Linked DNA regions of Mus musculus: region 1 is linked to region 2. The links are chromatin loops, found by intact Hi-C in ENCODE. Cell type or tissue: left cerebral cortex. All regions are shown on one strand. Each heading gives the region's core, and the rest is flanking DNA. Links, peaks and the distances in the headings are about the cores only.

Region 1 (5,380 bases), core at 85-5,084, 94 kb before region 2:
ATGTACCTTTTACATATTTATTTTACTTCAAGACTATGAGAATCTCTGTAAGTTTTATTGTTTGCCTTTTCCAATTAGATTTGAGATCTGTCACAAACTGATCTCCTTGTACAGGATCCAAACACATTTGTTTTCCAGGAGGGCAGCCCGTCAACCCAGAACCGTGCTGAAGAGGTAAGCATTTTGCATCCTGTATGTTTCTAGGCTGCTCTTTCACCCAATCACTTGGATCACTTTGTGTGTCGGAGTCTTTCTTTACTAAGTTGGATTACTCCTGAGGTTCTCCTGATCTTTGCACAAATATGAGGTTGTAGAGAGCGAAGTCTTTTGTTTTTGTTTTTGTTTTTGGCTCTGAGAAGAAATGACACTGAAGTTTGTGAGTGCTCTGTACAGTCTCAGAAAGTTCAGATACTAGTGGCTTGGGAGATTTTGCTAGTTTTAACTCTCTGAATCCAGGGATCAGGTCAGAACTGAGAAAGCTAAAATGGCATGAACAGCTGCATCGTCCATCTGGGTACCACGCAGGTGTGCTAGGGCACACAGACACTCTGAGAAGATGACAGGGGTCAGCATGGGAGGGGCTCCTGGCTGACCCTCACCTGGGCAAGCTTCCTCCTGAGGTCTCAGGCAGTTGGTTCCTGCTGCTGTTCAGCAGATCGAATAAGTATGTCTTTGTGAGTGGCATTGAGGAGGACACATTCTTTGGTTAAATTGTATCAATAGTCTTCTAGTTTAGATAACAGAAGATCTGAGCCAGAGCAGGCAGGGCTTGTGTAGTAAAAGCCCAGAAATGTGGCTGACTCCTCACTCAGAGACCCTGACACTATTTTCTTTTAATTCTACCTATAATTATAACTTCCCTTTAAATATTTATCTCAGTGTCATGCACTGGCAGAAGTCTTACTTGTCACTGACTCCGTGTGACTCATGTAATGGGCACCAAGGAGGGAGGGGCAGGGTTGAACTTTTTCTCATGAAGTTTATAACACTAAGGAGGATGTAGAGCATCCTACCGAGTTCACCTTATATACGTGTATAGGAAGCAGTGTGTGCGGTGTTCTCCCCATGCATATGGCAAACAGGATAAGAACCAGGTTAGGAGGAAGCCTAGCTTCTGGTAGAAGGAGCAGCTGGTGTTAGGGGAGGGGCAGCCTGTAAGGGCTTGGGCAGAGCACAGAATGGTAGCTGGTCTTTCCAGGACGGCCATGCATGGGACAAGGCAGGGTATCTACAGCTACAGCCCAGGTCCATCATAAAGGAAGGGCAAGGGGAGGAGGGTCTCTGAAGAGGCTTTACATCCATTGTTGGGCAGTAGTGGGCTGTTACTCTCTGTGCAGTGTCTGGGATGAAATAGTGCCTGTCCTTTTCTAGTAGTGTTAAGGACCCTCTTAAAGCCCTTCTCAGTGACTCGGGAGAGGGGAATGCACTCAGAAAAGCACATTTTAAGCCACTCCTCCTACAGAGTTCCAGCCTGATCTATGAGCATTTCTAAAAAGTCACCCATCAGGGCTCCAGGTGTTCGGGTTTCTAGTGGGCCAGGAAGGGAAGTTCATAACTGGCTGTGGTGATGATACAGAAGACGTCAGTAGTGACAAGAGTTTCGTTGGGTCCTCAGTTTCCCTTTGTGTATTTTCAGGGAACTGGTAGCTTCGATGTGGTGATGTTGCATGAGGTTAATCTGGCTGTACTCAGTCTCCACACTGCTGGCTCCCTAGAGCAGACATTTGCTTGTCTTCCCAAGGTCACCCTCTCCGCCCACACATCAGTTAAGAACAGCCCCATTCAGGCATCGGCCCATTCTCTTCGCCCAGTACTTTAGAAGATCCGGAGGCAGCTCGGCCATGCATACATCCCACAGTCTAGAGAGCAGGAAGGTAAGCTGTTTACCCGGCAGTCAGACAGCATAGCTGGGAGGGCCAAGCAGAGAAGGGAGGCATAATGGAGGTCAGGGACTCAAGTTGGCGCCAGGACCGGGGGACAAAGGGTCTGTACTCCTTCCCCTTACAGGACAGGATGGCCGCTGGTGCCAAATTGCTCACCAGTTTGTAGATGGCAGCCAACTTCTGTTCTCCTCATAATAGGAATGTTTGTCTTTCAGAAACACTTTGGAGTTCCATGGACGGGGTTTCCAGGGCATGAGAATTGCCAGTGCTGGAAAAGACATTAAAAAGGAAGAAAGGAAAAAAAGAAAGCCACAAAACAGTTTCTTTCTTTGCAGGCAATAAGAAGCTGACTGCTCCCAGCCTAAGGCTGCCTTTGTTTCTGCTCAGAGATTGTCTTTGATCCAAGCCAGTGAACAAAAGCTCATTATCTTACCTTTAAATAGAGGGATTTTTAGCAGAAACATTGAAGGGTTAGGGGGAGGAGAAGGGGTTCCTCTCAGGATGCCCCCAAAGGTCCCAAGGCTCCTAGCCACCAAGGAAGAGCATGAGAAAGAGCACACAGACCCCATGAGTGGCTTCTGAGAATGCTGAAGACGGTCTTTGTAACTGTTTGTATTTATAGTTATTGAACAGCTCTGTCAGTCCATTTGCAAGCAGGACACTGGCGTCTTTACTCAGATTTCCTGTGTGCTGCATGTATGTCACCCAGACAGATTTCTCTAGGTAACTTTCTCAGCTGTCTACATAACCTGACACCAGATGCCCAGCTTTCTTTCAGGATGGTGCCTTTCTCCATGGCCTCCAAACCTTTATAAATCAGAGAAAGTAAACAGTCCAAGAGAAGGCAGATCTGGGTAAAGGCATGATGGAGCTGCCATGGTCTGCTCCAGGGGACCTTCCTAGGTTCTCATAGAACTCACAGTATGTTCTCATTTCCTTGTTGAAAATTCCTAAAGAAAACATCCTTTTATAGTGTTGGAAAAGCATTCTTATTTGTGCTTTTGGCTTTTCAAATTACAGTAACTCTTTATTATAATATAATTATAAAAGGTAATTATAATCTTTCAGGTGCAAAAATGCCTTATTAAAGTGCACCTGTGCACATACACATACACACGCATACATAGACATAGACAGACAGAAGGTAGACACAAACACAGGCACATATACACATGTAGGCATAGATCGATACACACATACAGGCACAGACAGATGCACATACAGGCACACACACACATACATACACATAAACATATATACATAAACACAGATATGCATACATATAGGCACAGACCTATAAAAAGACAGACAGACATGAACATGTACATACATGAACACACACACATACACACACACATACTTGGCTTACAGGCCATATTTGAAAATAAAGAAGTTTAATAATTTCTGACCATTTATTGGAGGATTATCATCTGAGAACAGTATTCACTGATTTTAATGTACCCTCTCTTTTCTTCTATATAGGACCCATCAAGGGAGACTTTAGAATCCTAATTTAATTGGTTTGGACATTGAAACTACAGTTCACACTTGTGATCCCACCACTGGGGAAGCAGACAGGAGGATTCATGAGGCTTGCTGGCCAGTTTGTCTAACTGAATCAGAGAGAGAGAGAGAGAGAGAGAGAGAGAGAGTCCTGGTTTCAAAATACAAGATGGGGAGCAATTGAGGAAGACACCTGATGTCAGCTTCTGGTGTCCACATGCTCTAACAGACATGTAGATGTGTACACACATGAATATACTCTCTCTCACACACACACACACACACACACACACACACACACAGAGTAAATTGAAAGTAGATGCTAATGTATCCTTTTAAGCCTGTATACAAAGTGGTAGCTCTGATGTCTGAGTCCTAGGATCCAAAGCTTACCCGCTGGGTCACAGTACAGTATATTTAGCATTCTGTCTAAACTCCACCCCACAGTTACCTGGCAACAGCCATGTAGGCCTGACTCACTATAAAAGAGGCTGCTTGCCCCTTCCTCTCTCTCTTGCCTCTCTCTCTTGCCTCTTGCTCTCTTGCTCCCCCTTGCTCCCCATTCCCTTTATCCCCCCCACCCCCCGCCTCTACTTCTCTACTCTCTCCCTCTCTGCTTTTCTCTGCCTCTACTACCCTCTTAACTCTCCTCCCTGTGCCCTGAATAAACTCTATTTTATACTATACTGTCATGTGACTAGTCCCTCATGGGGAAGTGATGCCTCTGCATGGGCCCTCTGAGGCACTCCCTTCCCCCATACCGCACCACACCCCTATAGAACATATTCTTATACCTCTTTATCTTTTTTTAAAAACACATCAGTATGTGTTGCGACAAGTAGTCTTCCCCAGGGCCCCTTATGGTTCCAGATAGGAGAGTTGGAGATCCAACATACAGACACAATTTTAAAACCCCAATTTTTTTTTCTTACCCCCAGACAACATGGCAACTAAACACAAGGTACAGCTTTCTGCACAGAGAATAACTAAGACAATGGTGTGTGAATCGCCCAACTCACGAAAAGGAAAGGACTTTTCTGTGCAAATAGAGGCACTGGATAATAAAGTTGTTTATTGTGAAATCCCAGGCTGTCTGCCAAGAGTGGGTAGAGCCCTCTGAAACATGGCAATGTCAACTTTCAAGCCTGCGTACTTGGTGACATGATTAAAATAGTGAAAAGAAAAAGATATTTCCAACTGACTCAGCAGGTTCTGAGAAAGCTGAGCTGGAAGAGAGACCGTGCCCTGGTGAGCTCAGCTCTTCTGAGCAGGGAACACTCTCTTTGGAATAAAGCAGGCTAGGCACTTTTAAAAAAAAAATTTTTGCATTTTCCTGATTCACTATGTACCATTTAACATTTTATGATGCTTTGTTTGTTTTATAGACGAGGCATTAAATTCAAATTACAACTTGAATGAGATTTACTCAGTCCCCCTTTCAGTGTGGGAATTTCTCATTAGCCAGACTCCCATTTCTTATGTAGATGGATGACCCAGACCTTAATGGTGGGTTGGAAAAGATGAGGTTATTTCTGTTACCCCAAATCTCTTTGTGTCAAAAAAAATTTTTTTTTCTGATCTTACCTATTTCTCATTGCTGAATATTTTGGAAGGGGGCCAAAAAATATTAATGTGTGTGTGTGTATGTTTCTCCACCTCCTAGCATCGATAAAGTGTCCTGTTCAGCCCCACCCTGTAATTTCATCTTTCATCGTTGACTGCTTGACATTCTGTCAGGGAAATATGTTCTTGTGTTACCGGGGTGTAAATAGGGTTCATGTTCTCTTGGGAACCTGACTTGCCTTGAAGCTCAGATTGCATTGTTTCTGATGTGCCTCTTGCAGAGAAGTGAACTCAAATGGAGGTAGAAAACTCATTTATCACCAGTTCAAATGCAAATGAAGGCTGCGGGCATTCTTCCTTTCATCTGCAGATTAGCAGTTTGTAGCCTCCTTTTGTAGTTTAAATGCCCAGTATGTCTTAAGGTACAACAC
Region 2 (5,380 bases), core at 238-5,237:
TCCTACTTTCCTAGGTTTGTTAAGAGTAGATTTCACACAGCTCTGAAGACCTAGGATGCCAAGGAACCCAGGCCTTTGATACATTAGACCTGGCATTGTGCATATACCTAAAAGGTTTTCCCTGGGTCAAGATAAGCAGAGACAGGAAATTTGATCCTTTCAACACATGCGCATGTTAGAACATGCATCTTGGTCAGCAGCTCCGGGGAAGCTTAACCATTGTCAGCACAAAGGATGCTTTCTGTATCTACGGCAGGACAGGTACCTCGTTGGAAAGCTCAGTTACATGCCAAATAAATAGTGCATCTGATAACTATTAAAATACCACCCCTGGTAATGGCACTTTAGGGCTCTTTCAACAAAATGAGGGGTTGCTGCTTGCCACCTACACAACAAGCAAGAGTCTGAACATCTATTGATAGGAAGAAGTGACTGAAAGGGGCTGAGGCTGCCAGACAGATGGCTTGTGAGGAAAGCACACCACACATACTTTTGAGTTATGGGAAGAATTTCTGTAGACAGTCATCCTGCTGCTTGGTTCATGATCTTTGTGATAAGACAAACTGTAGGTGTACAGGCTCATGCTAGTCCTGCCATGCTTGAAAGGATGCAAGGATGTCTGAGACTTATTAAGTGAACAGGAGGCAAGCCTTAAAGTGGAGATGGAAACTCCATGGTGACACCCTTAAAGATGGATTTCTTAGACAACCCAGGACCACTTACCCATGGGTGGTACTGTCCCTAGTGGAATGGGCCCTCCATGCCAATCATTAATTTAAAAAAAGAAAGCCCTATAGACTTGTCTATAGGGCAATCTGAAGAACTCATTTTTTTCAACTGAGCTTCCTTTTTTCCAGGTGATCCTTCCTGGCTGTGTCAAGTTGACAAAACAAAACAAAAACAAAACCAAACAACAACAACAACAACAAACCCACCAACTACTCAGCACATCAAATGATGGTGAATTATACTTTTCTTTATAAAGCAAAGCCTCTTCTAAAAACATGTTTTGTTCCAGGCACCATGAAGCTCCTTAAAAACACACATTATCTTGCTTAATGCTTGTAAAGAAAGAGAAAGGTCTACATAGGCAAAGTGTCTTTTTTGGTAGAACTGAATGTACTTTCCCCAGGGTATCATGCCCAGTAAATTGTCAGTATTTTGTCTTTTCATTCTGTTTTTTTGTTTTCTTCTTACATTGCAGCTTTTATTCCAAACCCTTTAGAGACAATGAGTCCATTCGCCACACCATCCCAACGACGCTGACTTTAGAAACCCCGGAAGGCCATCTGAGCTGTCAGTAACTTGTTCCCGTTCTGGGGCGGGACCATTATTGGGCACCACGTTCCTCTATCTTTCCCACACAGCTGCACCCTGCTTTGAAATGCCAGAACTGCCATCATAAACTAATGGGAAAGTCTAAACTGACATCCCTGGCGCCTTCTTAAAAATGCTGCTGCTGCAGTTTGCTTTCTTTGGTGATAGATCTTTAGAAATGCACAAGGAACTCGAAAGTGACCCGAGTTGACAAACCAGCACAATGGAGGGAAGACAATTCTTTTCCACAGGAACATTTGGACTCCTTTCGATGCTCTGCTGCACGAGCCAGGAGCTGCTGAGCGTGTGCTGTGGTTTGAATGTAAAATATCCCCAGTAGCTCGTGGATTTAAACAGTTGGTCCCCTCAATCAGTGGTTCTGTTGTGGGAAATGGAGTCTTCAGGAGGAAGCCAAAGGGAGCACACTTGCGGATTCATAGTCCAGCCTTCCTTCCTTCCTTCCTGTCTGCTGCTTGCTTGCTGAATGCAGATGCAATGGGGGGAGTTGCCCGAGTCCTATTGTCACTTTCTCCTGCAACTGTGGGCTACAGTCCCCCAATCTCTGAACCACAGGCCCAACGAACCATTCCCTTCTTTAAGTTGACTTTGTAAGGTGTTTCGTAACAGCCAAGGAAGAAATTGTTCCAGCTCCCATATGACCTTCCTAAGTTCGAGACAGACCAGGTTAGCATTCTGTCTGTGTACTGACGATGACTGCTCCTGTTTGCTTTGCCTTCCTTGGCAAACAAATGATGAACTGATTTGTTGCTTAGAAGTGACAAATGAACCGGCAGGCTTTTGAAGTGGCAAACTGCCAGGCCCACAGATCTCCATTCAGAAATACAGCAGCAAGATTCAGAGAGACTCAAGCCTCAAATGTAGTAGGCCTTACTGGACTCTAACTGACATTATATGTCATCTATTAAAATACATGGGAGGTAGAGTTGCTCCAGGGAGAACATAGGAGAAGAAGACTCATCCTGAATATTGCTGACTCTGTACATGTAGACTGCACTAGAAAGTGAAACATTAAGTATGGGGACTGAATTATAATATTAATTATTTAAATCCTGGCCCAGGGTTTCCACCCCTCCTTGGTTATTGGATTCCAGGATTAAAAACACACTCACGGCATTTATATTTACAGTAAGCCTTAACCAGCACAGTAACTGGGCAGCTGTCTACCCTCCATTCTGTTGAATCTACTCTCCTATCAGTAACCCTGAATCACTACTTACTACTTACTAGGTTTCATCTGGGCTGCTCTTAACTCCAACAAGTTAGCCCACAGGGCTACATTTTTATGCCTCAGCTAACTCTTGGTAGCTTCTTCTTGCTGCTGCTGCTTCTTCTTCTTTTCTTCTTCTTCTTCTTCTTCTTCTTCTTCTTCTTCTTCTTCTTCTTCTTCTTCTTCTTCTTCTTCTTCTTCTTCCTCTTCCTCTTCCTCCTCCTCCTCCTCTTCCTTCTCCTCCTCCTCCTCCTCCTCTTCCTCTTCCTCCTCCTCCTCTTCCTCCTCCTCCTCTTCCTTCTCCTCCTCCTCCTCTTCCTCTTCCTCTTCCTCCTCCTCCTCCTCTTCCTCCTCCTCCTCCTCCTCCTCCTCCTCCTCCTTTCTCTTCCTCCTCTCCTCCTCCTTCTCCTCCTCCTCTTCCTCCTTCTTCCTGGTTCTCTTCCCCAAGCCCACAAAACCTAAACCTCAACTAAGTCTCTTCTGCCCAGTTATTGGCTATTGGAATCTTTATTTACCAATCACAATTAACAGGGGACAGGGTCACTTAGCTAGTGTCTATGTGCAGACTCTCTTGTTTCTGGGGCAACCAGCTTTTGAGGCCCAAATTAGCATTAGAATGCAAGCAGCTTACAAGGCCAGCTTACAACACTGAATTCTTACAAAGACCATGGAGTCTGGGTGATTAGTTGTATGGGTGGTAGCCCTGATACTCAGAAAATTTATGATCCCTTCCATTTCTATAAAAAATAACTTTAAAATTTTTATTTCACAACCGGTACTGGCACATGCCTTTAATCCCAGCACTTGGGAGGCAGAAGCAGGTGGATTTCTGAGTTTGAGGCCAGCCTGGTCTACAAAGTGTGTTCCAGGACAGCCAGGGCTATATAGAGAAACCCTGTCTCAAAAACAAACAACCAACCAAACAAACAAACACACAAAAAATATTTCTTCTATGAATCTGGTCTGAATGTTTTATCTGCATGTATGTGTACTGTGTGTGTGCAGTGCCTTTGATGGCTAGAAGAGGCAATTTGGTCCCCTGGAACTAGATTTACAGGCATTTGTAAGCAGCAGTGTTAGTGCTGAGAAGAAAACACAGGTACTAGGCAAGGACAGCCAGTACTCCCAAACACTGAACCCTCTCTCCAGGCCTCATTGAAAAAGAACCTTATGATGTTGTTACCCTTGGATGATTAAAATTGAGACCCTCTCTCTTCCCCTCCCCCTCCCCCTCTCCTCTCCCCTCTGCCCCTCCTTGCACAGAAGTCCTGCTTTTTCTTCTGCTGCTCAGCTGTTAGCTATTGGCTGTTCCACTCTTTACTTAACCAACCAAAAGATGATAGAGAACCATGTTTTACAAAATACTGAATCAGAAGACACTTCATAATAATTATAACACCAAAGTCCAAACTGCAGCTGTTAGGGATTGTTTCTAATGCTTTGAATTAATCCGACCCTCAAAATTGGAAATCTGTGTGTCCAAATGCTGAAGGTCCTTGTCCCCAATTGGGTTTTAATTGATCAGTAAAGTGCTAACAGCCAAGGGATGGGCAGGTAAACTGAGGCAGGACCTTTAGATTTGTGCGGGCTAAGAACAGAGAGAGAGGAAGAGAGATTGCCATGACTAGGGAGAAGACCAGACCTAAAGGCCAGCTGACATGTGAGAACCAGGGAAAGTGGCCACATGGTCTTGTAATCGCTCTTACGTTCCTCACCGGAAAGCGCTTTTCTCTGAAGCTTATGGCTAATGCATCGCCTTCTTTCTTTTCCTAGCCCATTAGCCACCTCTGCTTAAGGAAGAAGTCAGTGTGCACTCCCTAAAGAGCCACAAGTCTCAGCTATTCCTTCTAAAGGCAAAATAATTGTTTTACCATGTAACCTTTGCACTTGCCATTGTCTCTCTTAAAGAAGCCCTTGCACTGAGCGCCAGTCTCCGCTGAGTGTTGTATTCCTTATGTGCCAATCACCATTGGCTCCACACTTGTTGAAGGTAGCCTTTCTCCATAGTGTGATCTGAAAGTACCAGATGCACAGTTATGCCCATCTTATTTCTCAAATGTTCTTTGCATTTTATATCCTGATCCAGAAATTGAGATGATGTCAAAATAGAATATTTATATACTTATGTGATATGTAAGACCCGAACAGCCTTACGTCCGGGATGTCCCACTCACAGAAACGCAGAGATGGAGATCAATGCAATAAGCAAGAGGTTTATTGATTCGGTGCCCCAGGGCCATCCTGCAATCGGGGCAGAGGTGACCCCCAATCTCCTAAGCACCCACTTTCTATACTGTTTAAGGGTAGGCCTTGATAACAACATGAGTTAGTTTAAGTCCATTGTTGGCCTGAGGTGACCTTTTCATTCCCTCCTTTAGAAGTGGTAATTAGCCTTTCCCTTCTGGAGTCACACGTGTCTCCTAACCTTCCCTAAGCAGCACTGATAGCCCCGGGTGAAGTGAGGTCTTAGTCACCAGAAGAGGGACCTGAAACATTCTTGGTCATCATCTGTACCTGCCTTGCAGTCAGGCTTTCTTGTAAAGCTTATTTTGCTGGGTCATTTTGGGAAGGGAGTATTTGTCACAACCTTCTAGTGGAAGGTCCCCAGCATGCTATTCTAGCAAGGTCTTTCAGTGGTCATCTCATGTTTTCTAAGGTCACACATTCCCACAATCATATCTGACTTCCAAAAGCTTTTTTTTTTTCGTTTTTTTGTTTTTTTTTTTCGAGACAGGGTTTCTCTGTGTAGCCCTGGCTGTCCTGGAACTCACTTTGTAGACCAGGCTGGCCCCGAACTCAGAAATCTGCCTGCCTCTGCCTCCCAAGTGCTGGGAC

What was found. Hi-C counts contacts between places; a loop is a spot of excess contacts. Peaks named below come from ENCODE experiments on the same cell type or tissue, not always from the same donor. Only the 100,000 strongest peaks of a DNase experiment are listed, where the experiment ranks them.
Region 1: a loop joins it to region 2, with 2.6 times the contacts of the local background. A loop is called at or near these places in 2 of 42 quality-filtered maps.

Annotation. Positions count from the first base shown.
Region 1 is chr17:9,722,787-9,728,166 of GRCm38, reverse strand. It overlaps Gm34684 (a long non-coding RNA gene), which reads left to right and starts at 1,668. Exons shown (of 5, transcript XR_876393.3): 1 at 1,668-1,874. In left cerebral cortex, for the core only: no CTCF peak of the experiment used is centred there; DNase peaks (open chromatin) are centred at 2,052 and 4,492; H3K27ac peaks cover 1,620 bases.
Region 2 is chr17:9,629,035-9,634,414 of GRCm38, reverse strand. No RefSeq gene overlaps it. Among named protein-coding and RNA genes, the nearest start is that of Pabpc6, 38 kb to the left of the region's middle. In left cerebral cortex, for the core only: no CTCF peak of the experiment used is centred there; DNase peaks (open chromatin) are centred at 1,619, 2,047 and 3,155; H3K27ac peaks cover 1,057 bases.